Linked DNA regions of Homo sapiens: all the other regions are linked to region 1. Evidence: chromatin contacts called from ENCODE Hi-C data. All regions are on one chromosome and are shown on one strand. The core of a region is the stretch at or near the end of the contact, and the rest is flanking DNA. Distances in the headings are between cores, read along the strand shown.

The links. Hi-C counts contacts between places; a loop is a spot of excess contacts on that map. Pooled maps may share reads with other maps.
Region 2: a loop to region 1 is called in a pooled map, with 3 times the contacts of the local background. The contact joins the enhancer-like site here to the promoter of HEMK2 in region 1. A Hi-C loop is called at or near these places in 2 of 50 pooled maps.
Region 3: a map of CD8-positive, alpha-beta T cell shows a loop between it and region 1 (8-fold over the local background). The contact joins the promoter of SOD1 here to the promoter of HEMK2 in region 1. A Hi-C loop is called at or near these places in 2 of 168 maps with a recorded cell type or tissue (CD4-positive, alpha-beta memory T cell and CD8-positive, alpha-beta T cell), 1 of 37 single-sample maps with no recorded cell type and 8 of 50 pooled maps.

What each region holds. Positions count from the first base shown.
Region 1 is chr21:28,883,461-28,887,258 of GRCh38, forward strand. HEMK2 (HemK methyltransferase 2, ETF1 glutamine and histone H4 lysine) reads right to left here and starts at 1,907. Exons shown (of 6, transcript NM_013240.6): 1 at 1,752-1,907. The coding sequence starts at 1,885. It also overlaps the pseudogene HSPD1P7. RefSeq lists enhancers at 1,206-1,765, 1,761-1,820, 1,766-2,324.
Region 2 is chr21:26,069,242-26,073,039 of GRCh38, forward strand. All of the region lies in intron 3 of APP (amyloid beta precursor protein), which reads right to left. Among named protein-coding and RNA genes, the nearest start is that of APP, 100 kb to the right of the region's middle. Within about 2 kb of position 1,855, at least 8 of the 41 ENCODE cell types and tissues checked have a DNase peak (open chromatin) inside an H3K27ac peak, as active enhancers do.
Region 3 is chr21:31,657,943-31,661,740 of GRCh38, forward strand. SOD1 (superoxide dismutase 1) reads left to right here and starts at 1,751. Exons shown (of 5, transcript NM_000454.5): 1 at 1,751-1,899. The coding sequence starts at 1,828. It overlaps SOD1-DT (SOD1 divergent transcript), which reads right to left and starts at 2,082. Exons shown (of 3, transcript NR_187558.1): 1 at 1,455-2,082; 2 at 1-153. RefSeq lists silencers at 1,364-1,683, 1,954-2,233 and enhancers at 2,394-2,593, 3,093-3,602, 3,603-3,798.

The sequences.
Region 1 (3,798 bases), core at 657-3,156:
AAAATTTATTTTTGAAAAAAGTTCCTCTATCATTTTTAATACCTAACATTCATAGAGCCATCAGTATATCCTAGAGAATTAAAAGGTCCCCCAATAATAGAGCAGGACAAAAATTCTTTTTCTGGACAGCTATATGCTAATTGGGAAAATAGTATCTGATCTTTGAATGTTAACCATCTTAGAATGCTGTTAACTATAAAATCTTCATTCTACTGTACTTTATCTTTCCATTAAATTTATTTTCTTGCCTATAATCTTGGAAGTTGCTTCTTTTTTAGAGACAGGCTCTTGCTCTGTCACCTAGGCTAGAGTGCAGTGGTGCCATCACAGCTCACTGCTGCCTTTAACTCCTGGGCTTGCTCAAGTGATCCTCCCACCTCAGCCTCCCAAGTAGTTAGGACTATAGGCACGAACCACAGTGCCAGCCCTCTATAATGTTATACATGCATCAAAAGCATAAATCATCCCCATTAAAAAGATCAGCTTGATGGCATTTAGGGAAATTTTTAGCACTGAACTCCCAAAACAACTACCCAGTGACAAGCTCCAGAGGTTTTAAACTTTTGGAACCAGTCTACACATCTGACAAGTCTTTATTAGGTGGTAGTAAGGTCTGAGAATCTCACCAGGTGGCTTCTCTTTGAAAATAACTATCATGGTCTCATAAATAATTAGAATTCCAAACTAGAAATAACCCAAGACTTTATAACAAAATCAGCTCCTTTTACAGCATACTTTGCAGTGCAATTTGTGCTTGTAAATCTTTCTGGGCTATCTTGAGAAGAAAAGACAAGTTATAAAACAGTACTGTTCCACTGTATATTCCAGTAGATCCAAAAGTTCCATCATCTACAATGAAAGACTAGTTTAATAAGAGCTGGGACATTTTATACTGGAGAAATATGACCAAGTTTAAGAGGGATAAATAAATACAATATAGATCTTTGAAACCTGAAAGCTGTTTGTTCCATCCTGAGAAAACCCAGTTCATCTTATCTTCAAACAAATCTAACAACCCAAATTCCTTACATTTAAAAATCACAATGTCAGTATTCATTCCTTCTGCTATTAATTTAAAATTGATGGCGATCACTTCAATAAATCCATTTAAATAAAGTGCTAGGGTAGACTATTGTCTGCTAGCTGCATGTAACTTTTTTTTGGTAACAATTAAATGAAAAATTCAGTTCCTCAATAGCACTAGCCACATTTCAAGCGCTCTGTAGCCACATGTGAGGACTGGCTGGTGCTAGAGTATGCTATTCAGTGGGTTTAAAAATATTTCCCCACTCCAGTAACACAACTTTCTTTCATGTTTGTTAAGGGTGCTTTCTATGTGCTGAGTAAATCAAATAATACCATGCAATTTTAATATGTAATACTTTAAAAATATTAATAAGCAATGTTTCCGGAATATTTTGTTTCCAAACGTGTTATACTATCGCTTCTCTCAGGGACATGTGTTCTTCAGATTAACAGGCGACAGGAAAAGATACGCCTTTGCATGGTAAGCAGTCAGGGAGCTCATGAGACAGAGCAGCCCCCTGGCAAAGGAGATGCGTCCCCGGCACACTCATTACTTGTAGCTACAGGAAAATTCTCAATTACGGCGTCCTGGCTGTCAATCATCTGCAAGTGGACCCCGCCTGCTCCGGCTCAGGGCGGTGATAGTCACCGTTCCGGCCCTCCTCCACCGCACTTCTTCAGAAAGCCGCAACCCTTTCCCGTCAGAGCCCCTCCCCTCCTCGCACCCTGCCAGTTCGGCAGCCGCTGCCTCCAGCGCGTCCAAAAGCAGAAACGTGTCCTCCGCGGGCTCGTACACGTCGCTGAAGGCGCCGCGGCCCACGTGCCCGTGGAACGGCGTAGCGAAGTTCTCCCCTGCCATAGTCCTTCGCTGCGTTCCATGCGCGTGCGCAGGGCGTGCGCATGCGCATGCGCATGCCCTCACCCTCATGCGCAGGCCTAGGAGTGGGGCTGGCGTCCCGGGCGACCAGTGTGTTGTTGTTGGGTCTTAATTCTAAATTTGTCAGTGGCTCTCCTTGAAATTGCTAAGTAGACAGTTGTATAATCCGTGACTATTGACATTTGCTTTCTTCTTTGGAACATTTAAATTTTATTCTGTGAACTAGAACCTGATAGTGGGCATTCTGAGTTGTTTTTGACTAAGGTGAATGTTCTTTCTTCATTCTAATGATATTTGGAAATTCTGTTTTATTCCTAGTTTGCAAGGATTTGAAAAAATACATAATAAATTTTACTGTTTTTTTGTCAGCTGAACTTTAAGCTTTACGCTATAAAGATGAAGACTTTCCTCGTTTTTTTACTGTACTTTATAAATTGCCTTCCTGATGAATCATGAATGCACTCTTTTTATAAACCTTAAGCAAGATGATGCGGTTTAATACACTGCTGAATTGGGGAGGCTAATAATCTGGCTCCGTTTTTTTTTACCAAGATTACGCTACCCTCGTTATGTGAGTTAGGACACTGTTTCTGGAACATTAGGTAGAAAGCCTTAAAACTGGCTGGGCTTGGTGCCTTTTTGAGTGAATGGATCTTTGATGTTTTGGAACATCTGTAAGTTATTAGACTATTCAAGTATTTGCATTCTTTTTGAGTCAATTTCTGAAATTTGTTTCGCAATGAAACATTTTTACAGCTCGTTTTTTAAATTTGAGAAATAAAAATACAGAAAAGTATTTGAGGTACAAATTTTATTTTATTTTATTTCTACTTATGTATTTTTTTTTTTTGGAGACAGAGTCTCGCTGTATCCCCCAGGCTGGAGTGCAGTGGCGCGAGCTAGGCTCACTGCAACCTCTGCCTCCCAGGTTCAAGCGGTTCTCCTGCCTCAGCCTCCGGAGTAGCTGGGATTACAGGCGCCTGCAGCCACGGCTGCCTAATTTTTGTATTTTTAGTAGAGACGGATTTTCCCCATGTTGGCCAGGCTGGTCTCAAACTGCTGACTTCAGGTGATCCACCCGCCTTGGGCTCTCAAAGTGCTGAGATTACAGGTGTGAGCCTTTAACGCACCCGGCTGGGTTACAAATTTCAAAACCCCAAGTTTTAAACCCAGAAATGACAGTATTTTCTCATGTTTCCTTAAAATATTTTTTAAATACAAGAACTAAAATATTACAAATAAGATGGATGTTCTTTCTCTATTTGCCTTCAGTTTAATTGTGTAACATTCTCTCCAAGGCTCTTATGGATTTAGTGTATGTCCATCTAATCCATGTAAAAACATGGATCTTGTATTTATACGTTTATAAACATTCATATCTTTATAAGCAACATACGGTGTATTTTAAAATTTACATAACTGGTACTAGGTTGGACATATTTTTCAAATTTCTTTTTCAGTCAACATTATATGAGATTTATGTTTTGATATATGGTTAGGTTACTCCTCTTAACTGCCATATAGAATTTTATTATGTAAAAATATGAAAAATATATATATATAGAAAGAGTTGTACTTGATCTCCTGGGTTCAAGCGATCCTCCTCCCTCAGCCTCCTGAGTAGCTGGAACTGGAACCATAGGTGCTCTCGCACCCAGTATTAGGAATATACAAATGTCTTTTTATCCAAAAATACAAAATAAATTATCTGTAGGCATGGACAGTGACAGCAGTAAAACATTATATATTTTGTCACTTGAAACCAGTAACTGATTGTTATAGTGATTTCCTAAACATCTGCTAGCCTTTTCTTCAGTCGTTTTCTCCAGCTGACTTCTCTGAAGTTATTGGTGAGGAATACTGCCTTGGGCTTCCTGCCACAGTTCATTAATTAA
Region 2 (3,798 bases), core at 605-3,104, 2.8 Mb before region 1:
CCATGGGACTATAACTCTACTCCACTCAAACTCTCCATACTCCCAAAGCTGGACCTCATGGTCCTCAGATCATGTAATACTCAGACACAGCACTCCAGTAAACCACTTTCTGGCCAGAAACTCATCCTTCCCATAGTTCCTCTCCCTTCCATCCACTACAGCTTGTTCATCATGATCCTGAGGTCCTGGATGCTGCAGCACTCTCTGCAGTTATCAGGGGAGGCTTCACTGCCTTCAGTTCATTTCCCTGCCAGCCTGGTCTAGGACCCTCAGCACACACACTCATCACTGCACATATCACCAACGACCACCCACATGCTTTTGATGCCCAGGCTCATTTGGTCCAGCCTATTTCTCTCCTAAGTGTGAGACTCAATAAATACACAACCACCCCACTGTGCTCTTCAAGAGCTTATTAACTGCCTCTTTTAGATTCTCCTGGGTATAGTCCAGACTTAAAATGCCTCACTTTGGGAGACAATGTAATTTAACCATTGGAGGAACAAATGTTGGTCTATATATTTCAGGCATTTTCCAAATAAAAACCTCCAAGAAAAAGCAAACTTGTATCTTAAAAGATGCAGAACTATTTAGGGCAAAAAGTACACAGAGAATGAGAAAGAAAAAAGATGTCACTGCATTTAACAAAAGAGTTAACAATATTGTTAACAATAACAAGAGTTAGCCATGAAGTAATTAGGATATAGTACTTGAAACTGGCACCACCTTTTACCAGGCATTACAATATTGCTATGAGTTCACAAAGCTCTGTTAGAGCAGAGGAAAAAGAAGGATTTGAATTCTGTCACTGTACTAGCAACACCACCTAGGGATGAGGAAGACAATATCTAATAGAATAACAAATAAAGTAAGTATACATGATTCATCAAGCTCTTCAATAAAAATGTATTTTAGAATTTATCAACATCCCTTTTGAATCATGTTTCAAAAATCACACAATCTGTTCAAACACGGATAGACCCCCAGATAAATCAGAATCTCTCTCTCTGTTACCACGCCTCTGTGGACTTAGAAATCACCACTTAGATTTGTAAACAAGGCTTAGTTTCATTATTGTAAATCAATTTGGCAGGACTTATCACTCCACAGAGAGCTGAAATAATTGAATTTCTGGACTTCTAAGGAAGAAGGTTTAAGTACATTAAGGCTTCCAAAAGGAAGATCACCAACTCTTCTTTAGCAGAAAATGCCCCTGGAGAATTTTGAACCATTTCTTGATCTAGTGGCAACTGGATGTTATCAGTGGCAACTAAGGTATCTGTCTACACCTGCTGAGGCTCACAAGTAAAAACTAAAAAGTACTGTGAATCTCTGTGATAATGGAGCGTAAAGCTACCACTTAAGTCTTTATTACTAGTAAGTAACGGATTTTAAGAAAAAAAGAGATACTCAAATCTATCTATAGATAACCAAAAAACCAAACAAAACACCCAGAAAAATCTAAGGTTGAAGAACATATATAATTTGAGACTTTTGAAACAAAACACCCAGAAAAATCTAAGGTTGAAGAACATGTATAATTTGAGACTTCTGATCAGAGCCTTCCTCAATAATGTAAGTTTAAAAACTATTACCAAAGTGACAAGATCCCATGTCAGATAGCAGAATGAGAACAAGGCTACTCTTCAACTTAGTCATCCTCTTTTATCACTACAACTTCAATCATAGATGTAAATGGAAATTTCTGCTTCCTTTGCTACTTTTCTGCTTGACTGAATTTTATAATGAAAAACGTCTGTTCCTTCCAGGCAGAGCACGAGTGTCATTCAAATTGTACACACCAGGCAAAGAGTGAATGCATTTGTTTAGATGCAAAAATCATTTAAATATGTGTCATTATAGGCTGCAGCACATTTGCGGATTCGGCAGTTTAAAATTCTCTTAAGCAATAAAGCAAGGCATCAAATGAAAGTGCACTCAGGCTTCAAACATCTTCAGACTATGTTTTCCTGTTTGCACACAGCGAGCCCCGCCTTCCTTTCCTGACCCCACTCAAACAGAAAGCAGTGGAACCATGCCCTAGCCCATCCTATTACCCCAAACGTCTTCCAGGTCAGCAATCCAAAGTCACGTGAAAGCTCCATCTTCAGTTTCCCTCTCCAGGGAGCAAATATTTTGAAGAGCAAGCATTCCAAGCAAGCAGAAACTCAGCCTTTAAATCAAACTAAGCTTAAAAGTAAGGTCCTGCCGCACACAGAAGGCAACAGAAAAGTGTCTGAAGAGATAGCTCCCATTTTATATTTAACATTTAGAAATGAGAAAACTGTGTGTGATTAATGCTTATAATTAGAGGGGGTTAACCCTTATTTCAAATAATGTAGTTCCTGTCTTTCATTTAAAATTATAAAGATGACTAAAATGTACATGAAAGGAAAATTACAGTTAGGATCTGCTGTGTTTTAACCCAGAACTGTGGTTTTTTGAAGAAAATGCTGGAAAAGATTCTGATTTGGTAAGAATATCTGGATATGAGAATCTTCTAAGAAAGGTGATTTACCATTTTCAGGCCAAAGGCAGAGAGTTTCTAACAATGATAAAATTAACAGGCTGTAGGATCTTCATTCTCTAAGCTTCAGGTGACCCTTTTAATGACTAAATAAAGTGTGTACTCAAGGTCACCCACGAGGAAGAAAAAGGTCAGTTCCCTCTCTTGAGGGACCCCCTCCCCACTCACGCTATTACACAGCAATTCTAGAGATTCACTTCATTTTTGGTTTATGTTCAAACTGTCTGGATATTTCAGGGCCTTCGCTTTTAAGTTTCCATAATAGGGCAGTTGACTATTTATATAAGTCCCTGGAAAATGTGTATTTTTAACGTCATCTAGAGTAGGCCACCTTTGGGGGAAAACAGCTAATGGGTTAAAAAGCCAACTGGTGTACCAAGTATGTACAAAAGACATCTTTTATAACAGTTCTCACGTGCAAAAGAACATTCATTAAGTATAACAATAAATAACAGGCAATATGTGCATTTTTCCAGACCCTAAGCACTTGATAAAGCCATATTGTCATTTTACACTCATTTTTAGTAGCTGTTTAATTGGTATTCCTGTATAGGACAGTTTTGTAGGTTTCCGGATTATTTCACATTCTCTTCTTCCTAGTTATAAATTTTGGTACAACTGTAAGCTCTCCTCACACTGTAATAATTACATTGCTGAGACCACATCTGTTTTTTTAAAAAAGATATTTTGCAAAAAATATATTTAAGTTGAAGTATCTGAAATACTTTTCAACGTCAAACTTTGAGAGGATTATGCTTAATTATATATCTTCACATCTTTAAATTGTTAAAAATGAATGCATAAATATTTCCTAGGGATTTATGCTTGATTCATTTGATTCTTACATACTAGTTGTTATTTACCGGCAGAGAAAGCAAAAGCAAAAAAAAAGAAAGCAAAAACAACAAAAATAGTTGATTCTGGTGCTAGTCCAGAATCAGGTTGATTTCTGCATCAATAGCAGGGTTTCTACATTAAATTCATTCAAATTTAATTAGTTCTCTGCATAAAATCAAGGGTCTAGGAGAATTTAATAAAAGCTGAAAACAATCCTATCCTTTGCCTGAAACAGATTTTTATCCCAAATGGTACTCAGCAATAAGCCAACAGAGAAAAATGGAATAACAGACATATGCCATGTTCACGAGTTCTCTGTTTAACCTAAGAAGTCTGAATTTGCCATTTTTTGATAAGGAACTGGTGTACATCTTAGAAGAAATATTCCATTGAGTCTGAATTCTTGGTGGAGCACCCGCAGAAAGAGAACCAGT
Region 3 (3,798 bases), core at 501-3,000, 2.8 Mb after region 1:
AGCAGAGATGATATTCTTGCGGGGGGAGCATCTTCTTGGCTTCAACACATTCTTTTCTCCATGGGAGATGATGCCAGAAGAGGGACAGAACAGGGCCCAGTAAAGCATGGGGCCTGGGGCCAGGGACCCCCTTGTTCAGGTGTGACGACCATCCTACGAAGGCACCACCCAGGCATCATTAGACCGTCTCAAAAGAAGAGTAATTCACTGTCCCAAAGCAGCTCTCTCGTGTCTGTGGGCGGATCCCTTGGCAAGTTTACAATGAACTGAAATCTGCCGAACTTCCTGGAACCCAAAGAAACTTTAGCCTTGGGCAAAGGCCCTTTGGCCAGCATTTGCACTGTTTATGCAACCGTTTAGAATATACGAATTATCTGGAGACTACTACCAAATACAACAGGCAAAACTGCAAATATGTATACTTCCTAGAGGATGATAAAAAAATGTGAATTGTATTTCTCTGATAGAGGATGCATTAGAGTCTGAGGGTCTAAATAGCGTAAATAATAAATAAGTAAATAAATCGATAGTAGTGTACTCCAAACGAGGCTGGAATAGCTTCTATTGTTGTTTCACACTGGACTTCAATTAAGTCTCAGTATTTTGCCATACTCAATATTAAGTACTAGGCTGGACGTGGTGGCTCATGTCTGTAATCCCAGCACTTTGGGAGGCCGAGGTGGGTAGATGGCTGGCTTGAGCTCAGGAGTTTGAAACCAGCCTGGGCAACATGGTAAAACCCCATCTGTACCCAAAATACAAAAATCAGCCAGGTGTGGTGGCACATGCCTGTGGTCCCAGGTACTTGGGAGGCTGAGGCAGGAGGATGGCTTGAACCCAGGAGGTGGAGGCTGCAGTGAGCTATGATGGCGCCACTGCACTCCAGCCTGGGTGACAGAGCGAGACCCTGTCTCAAAAATCAAACAAACAACCCCCTCGCCCCGGACAAAAGTAGTTTGCACTATTTTCTCATTTCACAATATGTTTTTGAAATATTTCCCTTGAAAGGTAAGTCATATTTATCATTCCTGTTGTATGGAGGCATCATAAATTATTTCACCATTCTACCCTCCTTGAGTGTTGTGGCCTTTAGGCCAGACAAAAACGCAGGTGATGCCTAGAAGCCAACTAGTTGCCGTTTGGTTATCTGTAGGGTTGTGGCCTTGCCAAACAGGAAAAATATAAAAAGAATACCGAATTCTGCCAACCAAATAAGAAACTCTATACTAAGGACTAAGAAAATTGCAGGGGAAGAAAAGGTAAGTCCCGGGATTGAGGTGTAGCGACTTTCTATACCCTCAGAAAACTAAAAAACAAGACAAAAAAATGAAAACTACAAAAGCATCCATCTTGGGGCGTCCCAATTGCTGAGTAACAAATGAGACGCTGTGGCCAAACTCAGTCATAACTAATGACATTTCTAGACAAAGTGACTTCAGATTTTCAAAGCGTACCCTGTTTACATCATTTTGCCAATTTCGCGTACTGCAACCGGCGGGCCACGCCCCCGTGAAAAGAAGGTTGTTTTCTCCACATTTCGGGGTTCTGGACGTTTCCCGGCTGCGGGGCGGGGGGAGTCTCCGGCGCACGCGGCCCCTTGGCCCCGCCCCCAGTCATTCCCGGCCACTCGCGACCCGAGGCTGCCGCAGGGGGCGGGCTGAGCGCGTGCGAGGCGATTGGTTTGGGGCCAGAGTGGGCGAGGCGCGGAGGTCTGGCCTATAAAGTAGTCGCGGAGACGGGGTGCTGGTTTGCGTCGTAGTCTCCTGCAGCGTCTGGGGTTTCCGTTGCAGTCCTCGGAACCAGGACCTCGGCGTGGCCTAGCGAGTTATGGCGACGAAGGCCGTGTGCGTGCTGAAGGGCGACGGCCCAGTGCAGGGCATCATCAATTTCGAGCAGAAGGCAAGGGCTGGGACGGAGGCTTGTTTGCGAGGCCGCTCCCACCCGCTCGTCCCCCCGCGCACCTTTGCTAGGAGCGGGTCGCCCGCCAGGCCTCGGGGCCGCCCTGGTCCAGCGCCCGGTCCCGGCCCGTGCCGCCCGGTCGGTGCCTTCGCCCCCAGCGGTGCGGTGCCCAAGTGCTGAGTCACCGGGCGGGCCCGGGCGCGGGGCGTGGGACCGAGGCCGCCGCGGGGCTGGGCCTGCGCGTGGCGGGAGCGCGGGGAGGGATTGCCGCGGGCCGGGGAGGGGCGGGGGCGGGCGTGCTGCCCTCTGTGGTCCTTGGGCCGCCGCCGCGGGTCTGTCGTGGTGCCTGGAGCGGCTGTGCTCGTCCCTTGCTTGGCCGTGTTCTCGTTCCTGAGGGTCCCGCGGACACCGAGTGGCGCAGTGCCAGGCCCAGCCCGGGGATGGCGACTGCGCCTGGGCCCGCCTGGTGTCTTCGCATCCCTCTCCGCTTTCCGGCTTCAGCGCTCTAGGTCAGGGAGTCTTCGCTTTTGTACAGCTCTAAGGCTAGGAATGGTTTTTATATTTTTAAAAGGCTTTGGAAAACAAAAATACGCAACAGAGACCGTTTGTGTGACACTTTGCAGGGAAGTTTGCTGGCCTCTGTTCTAGGTCATGATTGGGCTGCAAGGGCAGAGAAGGTAGCCTTGAACAGAGGTCCTTTTCCTCCTCCTAAGCTCCGGGAGCCAGAGGTTTAACTGACCCTTTTGGGGATTTTTGAGGGCAGTGATCTTAACTTTGGGTGCACAGTTAGCTTATTTGAAGATCTTACTAAAAATACACCAGAGCCCAACCTCCGACCAATTACATCAAAACCTGTCCTAGTGCAGGGTGAGTATTGCTGTTTTTTGAAAGTTTCCAAAAGTGATTTTGATGTGCACCTACGATTGAGAACTGTCGTTTGAGGACAGTGGGTGGAGTTTCGTATTTGGAAATTAGAAGACCTGGAGTTTCCATTACACCGAATTGGCACTTAATAACTGTTGTCGGAGCATTTCTTAAGCCACATTTTCGTAAAGTGGCTTTAAAATTGCTCTGCCAGTAGGCAGGTTGCTAAGATGGTCAGAGACAAACTTCTGAACGACTCTTGTAAAATATACAGAAATATTTTCAGAACTTTTATCAGTAAAATTACAAAACGTGTTGCAAGGAAGGTGCTTGTGATAACACTGTCCCCAGAACCTTAGTGAAGTTACCAACTGGTGGAAAATTTTCTCTTGCACTCGGCTTAAAAATCATGAGGGAATATTTACTATACGAATGAGATTCAGTCTTTAAAGGGGTTTACAGAAACGTGAGAGGACAGGAACAGTTAGTCTGTGTAAATGTCTGAAATATATGTGAGGGAGATAATGAGTTTAGCCTTTTTCTTTAATAGGTCTCCAGATTTTCTGGAAAAGGTTCTTTGGCATTTGACTCCATTTTGCTGTTTCATTTGTCAGACTTCTTTTTGTCCCTCTTTACTTCTCCCCACATAATTCACCAGTACTAGTGTTTTGTTTTTCAGACCAAGTCTCGCTCTGTCGCCCAGGCTGGAGTGCAGTGGCGCGATCTCAGCTCACTGCAACCTCCGCCTCCCAGGTTCAAGCAATTCTCCTGCCTCAGCCTCCCGGGTAGCTGGGACTACAGGCGCGCGCCGCCACGCCTGGCTAATTTTTTATATTTTAGTAGAGACGGCGTTTCACCATGTTGGCCAGGATGGTCTCGATCTGTTGACGTCGTGATCCACCCGCCTCGGCCTCCCAAAGTGCTGGGATTACAGGCGTGAGCCACCCCGCCCGGCCACCAGTGCTATTCTTAAGACGCCTCTGAGGAATCCCTTCTCCCTGGCCATTGAGAATCCATGCATGAACCCAGGTTTTC